3 separate regions of the Homo sapiens genome follow, and regions 2 and 3 are each linked to region 1. The links are chromatin loops, found by intact Hi-C in ENCODE. Cell type or tissue: GM12878. All regions are shown on one strand. Links, peaks and the distances in the headings refer to the core of each region. The heading gives the core; the rest is flanking DNA.

The links. Hi-C counts contacts between places; a loop is a spot of excess contacts. Peaks named below come from ENCODE experiments on the same cell type or tissue, not always from the same donor. Only the 100,000 strongest peaks of a DNase experiment are listed, where the experiment ranks them.
Region 2: it touches region 1 in a loop (4-fold over the local background); 1 of 110 quality-filtered maps calls a loop at or near these places.
Region 3: a loop joins it to region 1, with 3 times the contacts of the local background. A loop is called at or near these places in 1 of 110 quality-filtered maps.

The regions. Positions count from the first base shown.
Region 1 is chr18:64,098,412-64,102,411 of GRCh38, reverse strand. LINC00305 (long intergenic non-protein coding RNA 305) reads left to right here. Exons shown (of 7, transcript NR_190189.1): 5 at 3,772-3,835. Among named protein-coding and RNA genes, the nearest start is that of LINC01924, 3.7 kb to the left of the region's middle. In GM12878, for the core only: no CTCF peak of the experiment used is centred there; a DNase peak (open chromatin) is centred at 1,951.
Region 2 is chr18:64,198,482-64,204,709 of GRCh38, reverse strand. The region is part of intron 2 of LINC01924 (long intergenic non-protein coding RNA 1924); the gene reads right to left. Among named protein-coding and RNA genes, the nearest start is that of LINC00305, 53 kb to the right of the region's middle. In GM12878, for the core only: no CTCF peak of the experiment used is centred there; DNase peaks (open chromatin) are centred at 1,159 and 2,283.
Region 3 is chr18:64,014,485-64,020,712 of GRCh38, reverse strand. It overlaps a transcript of SERPINB8 not described here. Among named protein-coding and RNA genes, the nearest start is that of SERPINB8, 48 kb to the right of the region's middle. In GM12878, for the core only: a CTCF peak has its summit at 2,647; no DNase peak of the experiment used is centred there.

The DNA.
Region 1 (4,000 bases), core at 1-4,000:
CTGGAAGCTGACATTCTAAATGTCTACTTATAATGAATCCAAAAAGTTGCTATGAAACTCTAGGGAAAGGTAGGAGATTAAAATGCTAAGTTCTATTATTGTTTTTTAGGCCTTGAGTATCAGTTTATATGTCTTAGCTCACTAGATCATGGGAAGCAATGCTGAATGAGCATAGCAAAGGGAGAATAACTGACAGACCTTTAGGCTTCTCTCATGAAAGCATTTTGTCCAGTTGCTGCTGAGGGCTTTGTGCTTGTGTATGTTTATGGGACAAGTGAGGATAAATTTCAAATATTACTGATATGAACAGCGGTCACTGGGGGCATCGGAACACAGGATGATGTTGTCGGTTTGTGAAATTGACTTGGTTGTCAGGACTTGGGAAGGCACATGTTCTAGTGTGGAGTTACACTGAGCACTTCAGGAAATGTCTGGGGAATCTATTTTGCACTATAAAAATATGACTGGAAAAATTTTAAGTAGTAGCCCAAAAGAGTCAGCCACATTCAAGCAGCCATATTCATTTGTAGGCTACAACCTACCATGTGGAAAACTCTGGCTATGCAGTCACATCATACTGAAGATGGATTTCCATTTGAGTAACTGATCCTGTAAATTTGGTTTTGCTTTTCTGTGAGGCTGCTGCAAGGAAATGAAGATGCCATAGAAAAATGTAGTGAGTTAAACAGTGTTCCCCAAAAACTTCTTCCAGAAGAAGCTTTCCACCCACAGCCTCAGAATGTGACCTGATTTTAAAAAGGTCTTATTAAATGTAATCTGTTAAAATGAAGTCATCGTGGATTAGGGTGGGACATAATCCAATGACTGGTGTCTTATAAGAAGGAAACTTGGACACACACACATACATAGAGGGAAGACAATGTGAAGACAGAGACACAGAGAAAATACCATGTGACAATGGGGGCAGAGATTGGAGTGATGTGGCTACAAACCAAAGAAAGCTAAAAATTGCCAGCAACCACCAGAAGCTAGCAACATTTTTTCCCAAAAGCCCTCAGAGCATGCGCCTCTCAACAACTCAATTTTCTGCTGATTTAAGCCACCCAGCTTCTGGAACTCTGTGACATCAACTCAAGGAAACCAATACAGAGGGCATTGTTCCCATATGAGCACTGTTATCTTTACCCTAAGGTGGGTGTCACATTCTTGTTCCTCGATGCCGAGTTAATGATTATTGCTCAGGTTCATTTCATTCTGAAAATACAGCTTCTCAATCCCCTGTCCTGAACTGAGGTGATCATAAAAAGGGGTTATCAAATACAAACCCACCATGAGACTCAAATTCTAATGGAGATAAACAGCACTTAGCAATGGTAGAGACGGGGTTGCTCAGATCATTTGCAAAGATGTCCAGCTTTGTGCTCCTGAGGATCCAAGGGTCTTTCAAACCATTTGGAATTTTCACAGGAGGTTTTCACAGAGGAATCCTAGAAAGGTCTCTGGAAAGCAAGCACCCTGTTTTCTCCATAAAATAAATGAGGATACAAACACACTCTATTGCAAACAGAAGAGTCATGACACTCTTCACCAGCAGCCTTCCATGGGACATTCATTCATGGCTCTCCCTCTCAAAAAGCCCTGAATCTGAACATAGCAGGCAACTGCCTCATGTGACAAAACAGGAAGCCATATATGGACACACAGGTGCACGAGTCTCTCAAGTGCTGATTTTCAAATGCTGTAAATCCCAGGAGAAATACACAGCTATAACTGCATAGGAGGCAATTTGCCAGAGAAAAAAAGAGAACATTTATTTTTGATTTCAAGTAAAAAGAGAAAATCAATTCATTCAAAGACTTTATGAGTCATTTCAGTTATTTGCACTCACTTGCCTAGGGATGTGGGTAAAAGTAGGGTAAATTGGGCTTCCACAAATAACCAGTGAAGAAGATGGACTGATTTCACAATCCTGGCCCTGACTGCTTCGAGTTGTACTGGGAAGCCCCTTGAGGAAAAGAAAGGCCCAGCACCGGGACAGTCCTGAGGTTGTGGTGAACACACAAGCCCTCCTGTGACGTTCTTTCTTCATACTTTCAAGAAGTTTCATGTAGCGGAGAGCTCCAATTGACTTTTTGTGTATTTAATTAAATGAAATATGATGCTTGAGTAGCTTTGAGGGGGTGTTAAAGAATCACACAGAGCAAACTACTTTGGTCTACAGCTAATTACTTTATCTGTTACACGAGGCTTTTTATAAGGCAAAAGAATCCTGTCATAACAACCATCTCCCCTGAAGAAAAAAAAAACAATATTTAATGGAAAACTTAAACTTCTTGGAGTTAGCCAGCCAGCTTTCTTGTAAAAATAATTGGATATTAAGTCTTTCTTTAAAAATATATGTGCTATGTCGAAGTAGGGTTGCATTATAAATAGAGACTGCTACTAATTCAGTTGCAAACTGTAACTAGCTTTCACTTTATATTAATGCCCAGGGCAACACGGAACACCTTACAGCTTTGCACAACTTTGAACTTATTTGTGTTCCGAAAAGCTGTATGTATGTTAACAAGGAACCTGAGAACACACCATTTTTTGTGCCGTTTGACTGGCAGACTTTGCCATGTAGAACATATCAAGTATTCAGGAAAGGGCAACTCACAACTTGAAGGATGTAAACATTACAAAATCCACCATCTGCAATGAGAAACGAGGATCCCAGTACCTAATAAAACCAAGGGGCTGGATTTTATTCTCCCTGATGGTCAAAACCAACTGTTTGCACTCAGTTCCGAGTTCTTACCATTACACGTTAAATCCTCTGTGAAATCCTACTACAGGAAAAAGACAAGGTAAACTAAATGAATTCAGGTGACCAGCTAGCAAAAAAGATTTTTATTTTCAGGAGTGAGATCATTTCAAAGCTTAAGACCAACTATATCACTGTCGGTGCCTCTTCCATCTCTGGGTCCAACCCTGCCTCAGCAGCACCTTGCATCTTAACCACTGAAACCTGTACTTAGTTCTCAGCAGGTTTTAAACATCTGCTGACCTCTCTGATTCCCCTATGAGGCTATGAGTTTCTACGATTGTGCCTCATTCATCTTTTCACCCATCACCACCTCACAAGATCAGTGATTAATAAATAGGGCTTTTAAATAAATGTTTAAAATCACAAATTTAGAGAGTACACATGTATGAAATGTGACCATATTTAGGGACCATAGAATACACAGACAAAACATTAAAACAATGTTTCCAGGTATATAGCATTTAATATATTATTATAAGGAATATCTGCTTTTTAAATTACAATATTTGCACCTCTTCAGACAGTAAAAGTAAATGAATGATTGGTGATAAGAAGGAGAAGGTCAACAGGAATAGAGACAGGATATCTTCTCCTCTTACTGATTTGAATAATATCCCTCTATATCCTCTCTGCTCAAACACCCCACTTTCCTTCTATTCATGGGATGACTGAGGTTCCTTCTCCCTCAGGTCTTTCTCCTTCCTTACATTGTATGAAACTTCAATGCTCCTTGTCACTTGGCTTAGTGCCTTGACCCTACCCAATATTTTTGTCAAATTTAAGCCAACCGCACACATAACTTCAGAAAGAGGCTTGGGGTCATCTAAACCAGGCTGGGTGCAAATAGAGGACACGTCTAAGGCTGTTCAGGTCCAGGCTTTAGATGAGCACTGATTCACACAGAAGAATGGGGGACTTTTACACTCCCAGGGTTACTCACTTTCATTGTGTTTTGCAGCATTCACTGAAAACAACAATTTATTTTCTTTTTTCACTTGCAGGATGGAAATTATCTGGTTCCACCCCTGGATATGATCAACCTTCATAGACTGTGCATTATACATGGTGAGTAACCATTTCAAATTCTTTCTTTAAAGTTACAAACCTAAGAAAAAAATTAACCCTATTTATAGAGTTTCTCATAATTTGTTTCCCAAATTAGAATGTTACTTATGAGTACATGAACTCACTTCAAATTTTCTACTTCTGTTTCAAGATGTAAAGCCACTA
Region 2 (6,228 bases), core at 1-4,000, 100 kb before region 1:
TGCGGTCAGGAGTTCGAGACCATCCTGGCCAACATGATGAAACCCTGTCTCTACTAAAAACACAAACAATTAGCCGGACGTGGTGGCGGGTGCCTGTAGTCCCAGCTACTCAGGAGGCTGAGGCAGGAGAATTGCTTGAACCTGGGAGGCAGAGATTGCAGTGAGCTGAAATCGTGCCACTGCACTTCAGCCTAGGCAAAAAGAGCAAAACTCCATCTCAAAAAGAATATATATTTTTTAAAAATTCCTTCAGAGAGGTAAACCAATTCCTTATACTCTAAGTGGATATTTGTTTTGTTTTGTTTAAATTTTTGTGGGTAAATGATAGGTATATATATTTATGGGGTACATGAGATGTTTTGATATAGGCATACAATGTGAAATGAGCACATCGTGGAGAATGGGTTATCCATTCACTCAACCCTTTATCCTTTGAGTTACAAGCAATCCAGTTACGTTAAGTGGATATTGAGATGTACTGTTTCTTAATGCAGAAATGGAAGTGAAAGATAATGAAAAGGATAGTGCTGCATTCTGAAATTGTCACCTGAGGAAGCAAGCCCTGAGCTCTGAAAAGAATGTGATGTAGGCAGAATTGGTAATATGGAAATAGAATAGTGTAAGCCACCTCTTTGAGGGAGGAAATCAGAAATCAGAAACATAGGTCTCCTCTTAAGAAGAAAATTATCTTTAATTGAAAAGAAACTATAAAAGAATAACTGGGATATAATATACTCGGTTCATTCAGGAAATGCTTTGTAAATTGCCTTCTCTGTGCTGATGAGAAAGCTGAAAGATATCAAATATTTATCTAACTAAACAATTTGCCTAGTCCCTGACTAATCAACGTGAGGTAAAGACAACAAATACGATTAAGTTGAACTGTGTTCTGTCGTCTATCGCAAGTTACAAATCTCTGTTGAGTTTTCTGAATTTGATGGAAGGAAGTAAAGACCCTTGTTCCAAGTTATTTGACTGCAGCATTTCTCTTTCTTTTTGTAACATAGCTCTTTAAACACTCTGTTTGTATAGACTTAAAATGTTATGAAAGTTTTAAAAAAACTTTTTTACTCAAGCATAGCATCCACCATAAGGAAATTTTGAAACTTTTGGTAATTTCCAGTCATAAAACACATTGTAGGAGGTAGTGATGATTTTCATCTGCACCTGTTGTTAATCAGTTCCAGAGTAAATTAACACACAGTCCGCTGGTTTTTCGCTTCCTTTTGCTTTTATACCTAGAACCAGCTGCTTTGTTTCACATCCAATATATACTTCATGGAACCTCTGGTATATGAAATTGCAGCTTTTTTGTTTTTGCTCTGCATGGGTTAAGTGGAGTTATGCTCCAAAGCCAATGTTTTTGATTCCGTGAAAAGAATCCTGTGACCTTGTGGAATTCTATCCTCCAAAGTCCTGGGCTGATTTACAAACCATCATTGCTTAACGGGATAAGGGGCCACATCTAGACCTTTCTTAGCACAGATAAATTTTTCTATTCTCTTCTCCCCAGTACTTCCTGAAACACCTCTGCTCCACAAAAATTTCCATTCTTCTTTGCCTTGCGCAATGCTGTGTGGGCTGCTTGGGTGGCTCGTCATCACAGAAATCTTTTTTTTTTTCCGTCACAAGAAAGAGAACAACCTTTCAGGGGCTCATTTTGTTTCCTGCTCGCTTCTCTGACAAGCGAAGTACAGATATGCATGTGGCAGAGTGAAAGAAGTCTGCCCGGGGAAGCCTCAAGACCTGGTCTGCACTTGTGCCTTTTTCAGGAATTATAATTACAAACAGCTCTATAGTGCTCATGGCTGAGCTCCTGTAAGCAGAAGAGGTTTGGAAACAGGCAGGACCCAGAGAACTCTGAATTGTTTCTATTATTTAGGGTCTCCACCACTTTGTTTGCCAGCAATGGCTAAAAACCAAACCTCTGAAGGGCTCAAATTTTCAGGAAAAACACCCTCAGTACATTAATAGTACATTTTCATCTTCTTCAGTGTCTGTCTCATGCACACTTCTTAGGAGAGATAAAAATATTACCTAGTGTAAGGTGTCCACCCACCTTTTGCCCTCAGACTTCTGTACTTAGAACAAGGTTTGCAGAAAAGTTAGCAGGAATATCATCCGTCTCTGAAGCCTCCCTAACAAACTCAAAGAAAGGCACCTTAGGGCCTCAACGTAGAAATTATTTTAAAGCATGTTGAAACCACAAATGGCATGCAAATAGATGCTACAGAAAAACAAAGCACTGTGAGAACTAATGACCTCAGAGCTTGCAGTTCTCAAGTAACCTCTGTAAAAGGTCAATACAAGAGGCAAGATTAAGAAACAGGAGCCGAAGCAGACTCTTCACAGACGAGCAGGAGGAAACAGGCTAACGGGCCTCACTTTCTCATGGCACCCATGCAAGCTCATTCATGATGCAAACCAGGCAGCTGGTGCCAGAATTCGTGTCTTTGTAAACATCTCTGCTTTCTAAAAGAGAACATAATTCTCCTCCCCTGGTGTATTTCTTCACTTATAGCTGTCTGAATTGAAAAGGCAGATGTTTTATTTAGGGAATTGACTGCAAAGGTGATTGCTTTCAGGTGAAACAGTTAATAAATTAAAATTTAGGGAACAAATAAGTCTACTTAGGGAATAGAACTCTACCAGCTAAATGTGGAGAGAAAAGAGCTCAGCCTAGTTGTTCTTGGAATAGCTCTGTGGATAATTACATAATTAGGAGAGCAGGGTGGAGGGGCACAGTCGTATTGATTAGCTGTCTAGAAATTGCCCTATTGCTAAACCTGGAGGCAGACATTTTATTATCGAAATAAAACCTGTTGTACAAGACTCAAGTCTCATACAAATGCAAGTGTTATAAGCAATGCAGTGTACTTTACAGTGCCCCAAACCCTTGGGATCTCAGCTTCTTTTGAACAAAGTCAAACATACCCCCTTTTAAAAACTTTCTGCCTTAATCCCACTCCCATTCCAGCCACTTCAGTATCTTCCTGTAAACCTTCACTGAAAAAATCCTGAAGAGTAAACTCTACCCACCAGTTCCAGGCCCTCATTCACCATTGTTCACTTTTTAATTCACTCCAACCTCATTTCTGCCTGTGCCATTTCTTGGGACCTCTCCTGCCAGAGACCTAATCATTTCCCTCCTCTGAGCCACTGAGGACACTTCAATCTGCATATTCTGAGACTGCATGACAATGTCTCTGCTGACCACTTTGTCCTTCTGAAAGCCCATCTTCCCCTGGTTACCAGGAGCCCACAACCTCGCAGTGTTCCTCCTCTATCTCATATTTTTATATATATTTTTTGCCACGCCATCTCATAAGCTCACAGAATGGTTTTGAATAAATATTTGTTCCATAAATAAGAAATGTAAAAGAAAAGTGAAAGAATAAATTCGACTTCTGAAGAAACATGAGGTGAGGTGTGGTGCTCCACAGTCATTGTTTCCTTAAATTAAGCTTCTTCAGGTTCAGTGTCTTGATCATGCTCATTCCTAACATTTGCACCTGGGACAAGGGTGCAAACAAAAGCCTGGGATCCATAGAACTTCCATCTTCTCTTCTCGCTGTCAACTCTGGCCTGAACCAAGAGGGGCCAGGTATATGGGCCAGTGGACAATGCACTGTAACTTGCAAGCTTCTTCCACCACCATCTAGTAGCTGCCACAGTAGCCACCCTTTGGCTATTCCTCAGAACAAAAGATAAGCAAACAGCAGTTCAGCCCGCTCTCTGAATGACAGGCAGGGGAGAGGCCTCTGCAAGCTATGGAAACCAGCTTGGAGACTTTGCGTCCAGAATTTGGAGGTCTGGACCGTGTCTAACAGAGGAGAATGGAGTAGGTTCTGAGAAGGCATATCCCCTTGACCTGCAGGAAGAGCACAGTAAGAAGAGAGCCAGAAAGGCCCCTTCTACAAAATACCTGGCCCGGGGCAGGGGCCTGGGCAGGCGTTCTGCTTGTGAGACTGGTCTCCATCATCTTTTGGCATTTTAGTTGAGAAGCCTGAGGCTCTCCTTTGGTTGTCCTTAAGAAGAATTAGAGTCAGGCTCAGAAGCCCAGAAAAGCTTCTCATTCATTCTTGGGGCATGTGTCTTAACCTGGGGTGCTCTAGAAGGGTCCATGTCACTATCATCACAGTTTCTATACATTCTATGTCCTCTACACATCCTATACTTATTTTATGGAATTGCATTTGTGATATTTTTTACATTATATTTTTGGCAAAACTTAATAGAAGATAGGCACAAGAAAGATATCAGGGGATAATCAAACAATACTGCTTTTCACCCTTCTTGGAGGCTGCTAAGGACCAAATGAAAAAAATTATAAGCAAAAGGTTGTAGAAAAGAGATGGATAACTTAATCAGACAGAGGCTTAATTAAAAACTAATGAAGTGAAGACGCTGGGCTTACCCAGTATGCAAATTATTTCATTGTATGTTACCCTGTTCGCTCATTTCTAAGCTAGTATTTTCAACTTACTCATATGCATCTAGAGAAAAATAATACTTTATTTAGCAAAATTCATCATGTATACTACCAATCCGTATCTGTTTATACCCATGCATTCAATCATTTCACATGACAGAAGAGCAAAATTTGGGGAAACTGTATGTGTTGCATGTGATTGATGTTGCTAAATATGAGTATTTATAAAGGAAATGCAAAGAAAGAAAAAATACCAATATGTTAAACTTGAAATGATCCATAGACTAAAAAATCACATCATTTCTGGTCTGGACAGAAACACTTGAAACTGCAAAAACCCTTTCCCTCTTTTTTTCTGTCTCCAACCACACAACCATGGAGCTGTAAGTTCTCCTTTGAATACATCAGGCACTTCTACATATCTGTGCTTTTGCTCATACTGGTCTGCACAACCTTAAAAAGTCTTTCTCCCTTTATCATTGGATAAGACTGTCATCATTCTTCAAAGCATAGATCAAATACTCCTCACTTGTGAAACCTCCCTCCTCCCCTATGCTACTAGTCAGAATCAACCATTTCCCGTTGTTGCTACAGAGTGTGATGAGACTTAAGACTCTGGGTTCAGGTATTGGTTCTGCCACTGGCTAGCTGTGTGATTTTGGCTAATTTTGGTCACTCACCTTCTTTATCTTCTTTATCTATAAAATAGGGACAATAATAGTATATACCTCATGAGGTTCTTCTGAGTTTTAAATGAGCTAAGAAAAAAAATACAGATTAAGGATTCAGAAAGAAGGTCTGAGACACTGTAAGTACCTAAGAATGTTTGCTATTATTATAGCATGCCTTCATTATTATACATCATATGAATGGTGACATGACCCATTTGCCTATTCAGTTTGCCTATTCAGTAGCCTATCAGCACTTTGAATTTTTGTTATTATACTTTAAGTTTTGGGATACATGGGCAGAATCGTGCAGGTTTGTTACATAGGTATGCATGTGCCATGATGGTTTGCTGCACCCATCAACCCGTCATCTACATTAGGTATTTCTCCACATGCTATCCCTCCCCTAGTCCACCACCCCCCAACAAGCCCCACTGTGTGATGTTCCCCTCCCTGTGTCCATGTGTTCTCATTGATCAATTCCCACTTACTAGTGAGAACATGCAGTGTTTGGTTTTCTGTTCCTGTATCAGTTTGCTGAGAATGATGGTTTCCAGAGGAACTTAAACAAAGTTATAAGAAAAAAACAAACAACCCATCAAAAAGTGGGTGAAGGATATGAATAGACACTTCTGAAAACTAGATATTTATGCAGCCAACAAACATGAAAAAAAGCTGATCATCACTGGTCATTAGAGAAATACAAATCAAAACTACAATGAGATACCACCTCACACCAGTTAGAATGATGATCATTAAGAAGCCAGGAAACAACAGATGCTGGAGAGGATGTGGAGAAATACAAATGCTTTTAAACTGTTGGTGGGAGTGTAAATTAGTTCAACCATTGTAGAAGACAGGGTGGCAATTCCTCAAGGATCTAGAACCAGAACTTTGAGTTTTTATTCCCAATTCCACAGTATTTATACATAATAAGTTTTGGATAACCCTTTGTTGAAGTGGACTACAGTGTCCCTAAAGTTATTTATTTATTTATTTATTGAGAGAGGGTCTGGCTCTGTCACCCAGGCTGGAGTGCAATGGCACAATCTCAGCTCATTGCAACCTCCCAGGTTCAAGCAATTCTCCTGCCTCAGCCTCCTGAGTAGTTGGGATTACAGCCACATG
Region 3 (6,228 bases), core at 1,039-5,038, 83 kb after region 1:
CAGTATTTAGGCATTTGTATTTAAGATCGAAAGTATAAATATTGTGAGTCACGATCAATTTTGCTTTAAATCATTTGGGCAGGTCCAGGGCCCAGGCACATTGGCAGCTAAGGCACCTGTTAAGGGAGATGATAAATTGAGTCCTTAAGTCCTTGGCAGAGGAGCTGACTTAGAGATAAGAGATAAGAAAATTAGTTTGCAATAGAATCTCTAATGATTAGTTGGGATGGAAATCAGAAGGTCTTCTCACAGTCTGATTACATTGTTTTTTATTATCTTGGCAACTTATTTGGAACAGCAGCATATTTTGCAACTTTCTCCCCTCAGTCCCTTCAGTAACATATTTTGGTTGAGTGAACAGTAAATAACAAGAAGAACTAGGGACAATTAACTATTATTGTAGCCCTATGACTAATGAAAATCCGTACATTGCACTTTGGGGAAGAATGTACTTATTAACATGCCTGTGGGGGGTAGGTTAATGTTGCTATTTTAACTTTGCTTGAAAGAAACTAGAGTAACTTACCCAAGGTTATCCAGCTGTCAGAATTACAAAAGCAGAGTTCTTCCCAGCAAAGGCCCCAAGCCACCTTGTGAAGCAAGTCAGGAATACCTGCAGCACCCTCTGGCCATGCCCCAGATTCTAAACACAGAATCCATCTCTGCACAATGAAGATCCTTAGTTAGCTAACTGTTGTACATAGTTACTAGGAAAGCTGAATACTCCCAAAGCTTTTCACATTTTCTTTCTTTCTTTCTTTCTTTCTTTCTTTCCTTTTCTTTCTTGCTTTCTTTTTTCCTTCCTTCCTTCCTTCCTTTCTTTCTTTCTTTATTTATTTATTTCTTCTTTCTTTCTTTCTTTCTTTCTTTCTTTCTTTCTTTCTTTCTTTCTTACTTTTTTAGGAATTTTGAACCCAATAAAACCTTCAGGACTGGAAGGAGATAGTTTTAATGGTGAGGTGACAATTGATGAGGTTGATACGGGAGTTCATGGGCCATCAAATCACACTGTCACTTATCTTTATTAATTCAACTAAAATGTACTGACCACTTACTGGGTAGATCAGTGTTGCTGTGGCATAAATCTTAACAGCGTAGTGTAGTATTAAACATGGGGTAGATACTGAAGGCTTTTCTTATATAACGTGAAAGAGAGTGGTTTATCCTATAGCTACTGGTTAGCTACTGGAAAGTTGTGAACAGATGTATTGTTCAATTAGATTTCTGTGATTGGTTCTGGCAATAATCTGGAGGATGGAGTCGAGGAGAAGTGGGAGCAAGAATGAAGAAGTAACAGCCTTTTTCCAGGAGAGAAATGATGAGGACTTGAATTAGAGCACTGGCCCTAGGTACAGAGAGATGAAGACAGATTATGAGATGTATCAGTACACACAGTACAAGTAGGCAAGGAAGACAGAAGTGACTGGATGCAGGAGGCAAGAGTAAGGAGAAGTCTAAGATGACTGCTGGGCTTCTGGCTTGGAGAACTGACTGGATGATGGTGCTGTTCAGACAGACTGGAATCACAGGAGGTAAATCAGATGAAGGCTGTATGGGGTGCAGCAGATGCAGGAATGGAAAATGTCTTTATTTTGAAAGAAAGTTAAGTGTGAAATGCCTGCAGACATCTGAAGGACAATTTCCAGTAGGCAGTTTTCTATACAGCTCCAGACCTGAAGATGAAATCTGTACCAGCACAAAGATTGTGACAGTCATGATGTAGTTGGCACTCATGCATCTGGGCCGCCCTTGATCTTCACCCAGCTGGTGTTTGATCATAAATGGAGGTTAGAATCCTTAGAACTAAAAAAAAATGAGAGACATTCATTTTCTCTTTGACTTTGTTTGTTTTTAATATTTTTCTTAAAGCCCTGAAGTATTCTGATGATCTTAGCAAGAACCAGGAAAATATGCACTTCAATATCAAGGTGTGTCTAATAAACGTTGGAACGCTTTCATAAAACCAGAAAAATAGGAAGTGTAATTCATAGATGTTTTCCCTGTATTCCCTTTGTTTCCAATGGTTTCTCTGAGTATTTTTAATATTTGCCCTCTGCCTCATAAGAGTCGTTAAAATTTATCTGCAAAACAGTAAACAAAAGTAAAGAATTAAAATGGTCATAATGATGATGAGACTTTATATGTGTAAATCACTAAACACAATGTCTTTAGCTCATAATTATTCAATAAATATTTTTTCTACCCACTTTAATAGATCTACATGTTTACAAAATCTTCTGCAGAATAAAACTAGATGAGTAATATTAATCAAATTACTAGTTGTAAAAAATCAATTCTAAGCATTCCAATTCACTTTGCATTGATTTGCTCTTGAAAACACTTTTAAGGGTTTCCTTCTGGTTCTTTTGTTTCCATTCAAAGCACCAAGAGACTTGCATGCAATAACTGAGGCTTTTTATTTTTAATTACAGAAGATTTGTTTGTTCAGGAATGTGTCTTCTGAAATAAACCTAAAGTTGATCATTGTTACATTGTGAAAAAATAAAATTAAAAACCAAGAATGTTAGCTGAATTCTGATAGATCCATTCCAAGTTAACCTGAAAGTACTTCTTTAAAATAAAAAAGTTGTCATTTGTCTAGAATATATGAGAAGGAAAGCTCACTCATTCAATTCATACAGGCTAATGGCGACACCAAGTGGTATCATATTGGAAATGTTTTTAGTCTGTTTTTGAACTTCTGAAAGAAATTCTAACCTGGGACAATTGTGATTGTGACCAGCATGGTTTGTAATGTAGCTCTAAATAGGGTGGAGTTTTAAAATTATTATTATAACTAGTATTTCTCTAATAAAATTTTTGTCTCCAGCCAAAATAAGAGTCAAAAAAATTCCATATGCACAGTCATGATTAGTAGATAAATGAGCAAAAGTCATTTTACTTATCCTTTTTGGAAAGAAGGTAGGAGGCTGATGGTGTGCAATGTGATTCAGCACTCTGCAGAGGCTGCTGCTATCTCTAATGATCAGGGTTTCCATAGGGAAGTTCAATCCAGTGAGTTCAAATCTTTCTTTGCTCCTTATTAGGTGTTTGATTTGGGGTCCATTATCTCAAATCTCTCAGTAATAAGTTTTTTTCCATATATAAAATGGAGGGTGATATTAACACATTGGGGCTTTGTGAAGATTCAACTAGTTCATGTACAGGAAGTATTAATACAGTGCCTAGCATTGTAGAACATACTGAAAAATTGTGCTTCTTTTTGTTAACTTCATCATCATCATCAAGTCAATCAGATTGACCTATGGATCTCTATACACAAAGTTTGTCTCTCTTCCTTGATGGAATACAATAAAATTTATACCTGATTCCTACCCTCATAGGAAACGCTTGTTTTAGAATCAGTATTTTTGTACCTGAGTATTTTTAAAGCAGTTTTAAAATTACACTAGAATTCATATAGAAAGAAATCATCCTTGGCCTAATCCTGACTCTATTCCTGGAGGTCTATTTGTAACCAAGTCAAGAGAAGAGCAGGGGAACAGGAAGCTTCTGCTCAAATGTCCTCACGTCACCGAAAAATGGAGTGTGATATAACTGTATTTACTTTGTAAAATGATGAGCCTAATATCAATTTAAAGAATAGGTTCAGGAAGGGACAGTCTAGTCTTCAGACTAAAGCAGTAGAGCTAGTTAGGCCTTGGGAAGAGGGAAAATGTGTGTGGAGCTGTGAACAGACAGGTTTTTTATTGGCTATGGGAACACCAGAGAGGTGGAAATCAAGGATGATGCTGCTATTTCTCTTTTCATACCTTGGCAGAAGAAGATCTACAAATCTAGAAGGAAGTGCAAAAACAATTCTCTGTTACTACTTCTAATAATGCAAATCTTAGGGCTTAGAGCAAGGTTTAGAACATATCATGGAAAATGAGGGATTTGAAACTTCAGCAGCTCTTCAACAGTGGTCTCACAGTTCCCATTTGTCTTCCATACCCATAATTCAGGACTTCCACCAACAAGATGTATGCTCCTGGATGAAATCTGAAAATATTAACTGCTGTCATGTTTAAGGACCTGTGCTTAGTGTTGAGCAAGCCATATAAACTCTCTGAGTTTCGATTCCATAAAATAAGGGAGGCATTTAGCATATTCCTAAACTGTCTCCCTATTCAAATATTGAATCTTTGTGACTTTCCCATAAACCGCTTTTTAATCACTGACTTCCCTTAGAATAAAAAAGTTTATCTCTTCCTCCCATGTTGATTTTTCTCTCTACCTAAACAAAAACAAAAATAAACAAATAAAAAACAAACAAAAAACAAAAATGAAAAACCTTACTGCAATCTACCCTGCATTGAAGAATTATATCATAGGTAGGTCCTGGGTTTTATGGAATAAACATAATTTTAAACCTGTTGTCTCCCAAAACACACTTGTGTTGTGCCCTAATTTGGGATTTGGGAAAAACGGTCTCAGTAGAGATAGCTAGAAAGCTTTCTTTCTGCACCTGCTGAAAACCATGTGAACCATTGGATAAGCAAAGCCTTTCCCAGATGAAGGACTTGACTGAGCACTTCAGTCACCAGTGTGCTTCTCAGAAAGGGATACTGGGTCAGCTCTCCCCTCAGCCCTCAGGCCCAGACTCCCAGCCCTCTTTCTGGGAAGGAATTGTCAGGTCATGGACACTTTCCAGGGGGGAAAAGTGTCTAGGGTCTGTCTAGTATAAATAAGCTTTCTAACATACAGTAGCAGCAAAGCAACTTGAGCCACTGAGCCCTGTGGCAGGCGTTTCCTCCAAGCCTTGGTTCTCTAATTGAATGTCACTCTTTTTATTAGGAGGAGAAGGAGATTGCCTAGAGACATTGCTTAACACTTAAGTAGGCTCGCCTAAACCCCTTTCTCTGACACAAGCAGCAGCCCTGGAGAACTGTTAGCAAAGGGCTTCATTCTAATGAGAGAAACTTCAAAGGCCCCAAATGAGGAAAGAAGTGTCGCTGGAAAATGTTGAAATGACAAATAGCGGTATTTCCACTGACAAAAGATGAAGATGAAACAAATGTTAGAACAGAAAACATGATTTTATTTTGCCATGCTCTCACTGGAAACTATCATCAAAGCCCTTAACTGAAATGAAAAAGGTATCGACATAACAAGCACACCAGAGTGAAGTTAGATTTCTAACAACGAAAGTCATCTTTGAAATAAGAAAAGCTTACAAAGTAATGAAAAATCTCAATGCAGAAAGGAAAGCATATGGCCCAAAATAGTGTTGTGCTGCGGATTTGTTAGGAACGTCAAGCTGGAAGCCACTTAGGGATCATCTAGGCAAACCCTTTTATGTTTCAAAGGAGAATTTGAGCCCAAAGGATTTTAAGTAACTTGCTCAAGGTCATATAACTAGTTAGTGACTTCGGAATTGTTAGCAACTGCCTTCCCTACCTCCGTGGAGCCAGTTCCTGAAGTCTATCTACAAATCCACCCTTGCCCGGTTACTGAGACAGCCCTGGTCAGGGCTGAAGTTGAAGTTCACCAAATGCTGGACCCTGGTATTTGTCCACCCCCACAACTGGGCAGGCCGATGCTCTCTGAAGTTAGGTCTGTCTGACACATGACAACAGCCACAGGGACAAAAACTTTTTGCCCATTATGCTTCTAGAATATGGTATGTTCTGGAAGAATAATGGGCAAAAAGAATGGAGGGCTGGCGAAGGCATGGTGCATCCTAAAACCTGGAGCCTACAGAATTAAACATTATAGATAGGAGAAAAGATAAAAAGGCCCAAAAGGTAAAATTTATTATTTTAAAAAAATGTGCTTAATAGGAGAGGGCCTGAGGCTGACTCAAGAGGCGAGATATTCAGATTGCTAGCCTTTCAGAAACTGGCTAAAGGATTTGAATCTGGGTAGCTCAATTTGCCTTCCAGATATACAGGTCTCACATTTTTTCAAGAATAAGTAGGAATTTTTAAAAACGGCATGGAGCCTGAAGAGATGAACAATCTTCGATCAAAGGAAAAGAAGCAGCATGCAAAATACTCAGAAAAAAGATAATCTGAAAATGATGTCCCGTAGAATCCAAAGATAATGTGTGGAAACTGTTTGGAATATGCAACAAAAACAAGATATATTATTTATGAAACAGGATGATCACAGTGAAAGGAGTCTGGCATGAAAAGACTGAGAGAGTTGGCATGAGGAAGGATTGCTGATAGGATGCTCAGCCCACACTCTCTCTTCTGAGGTCTTCAGCGTTCCCAGCCATTCCCA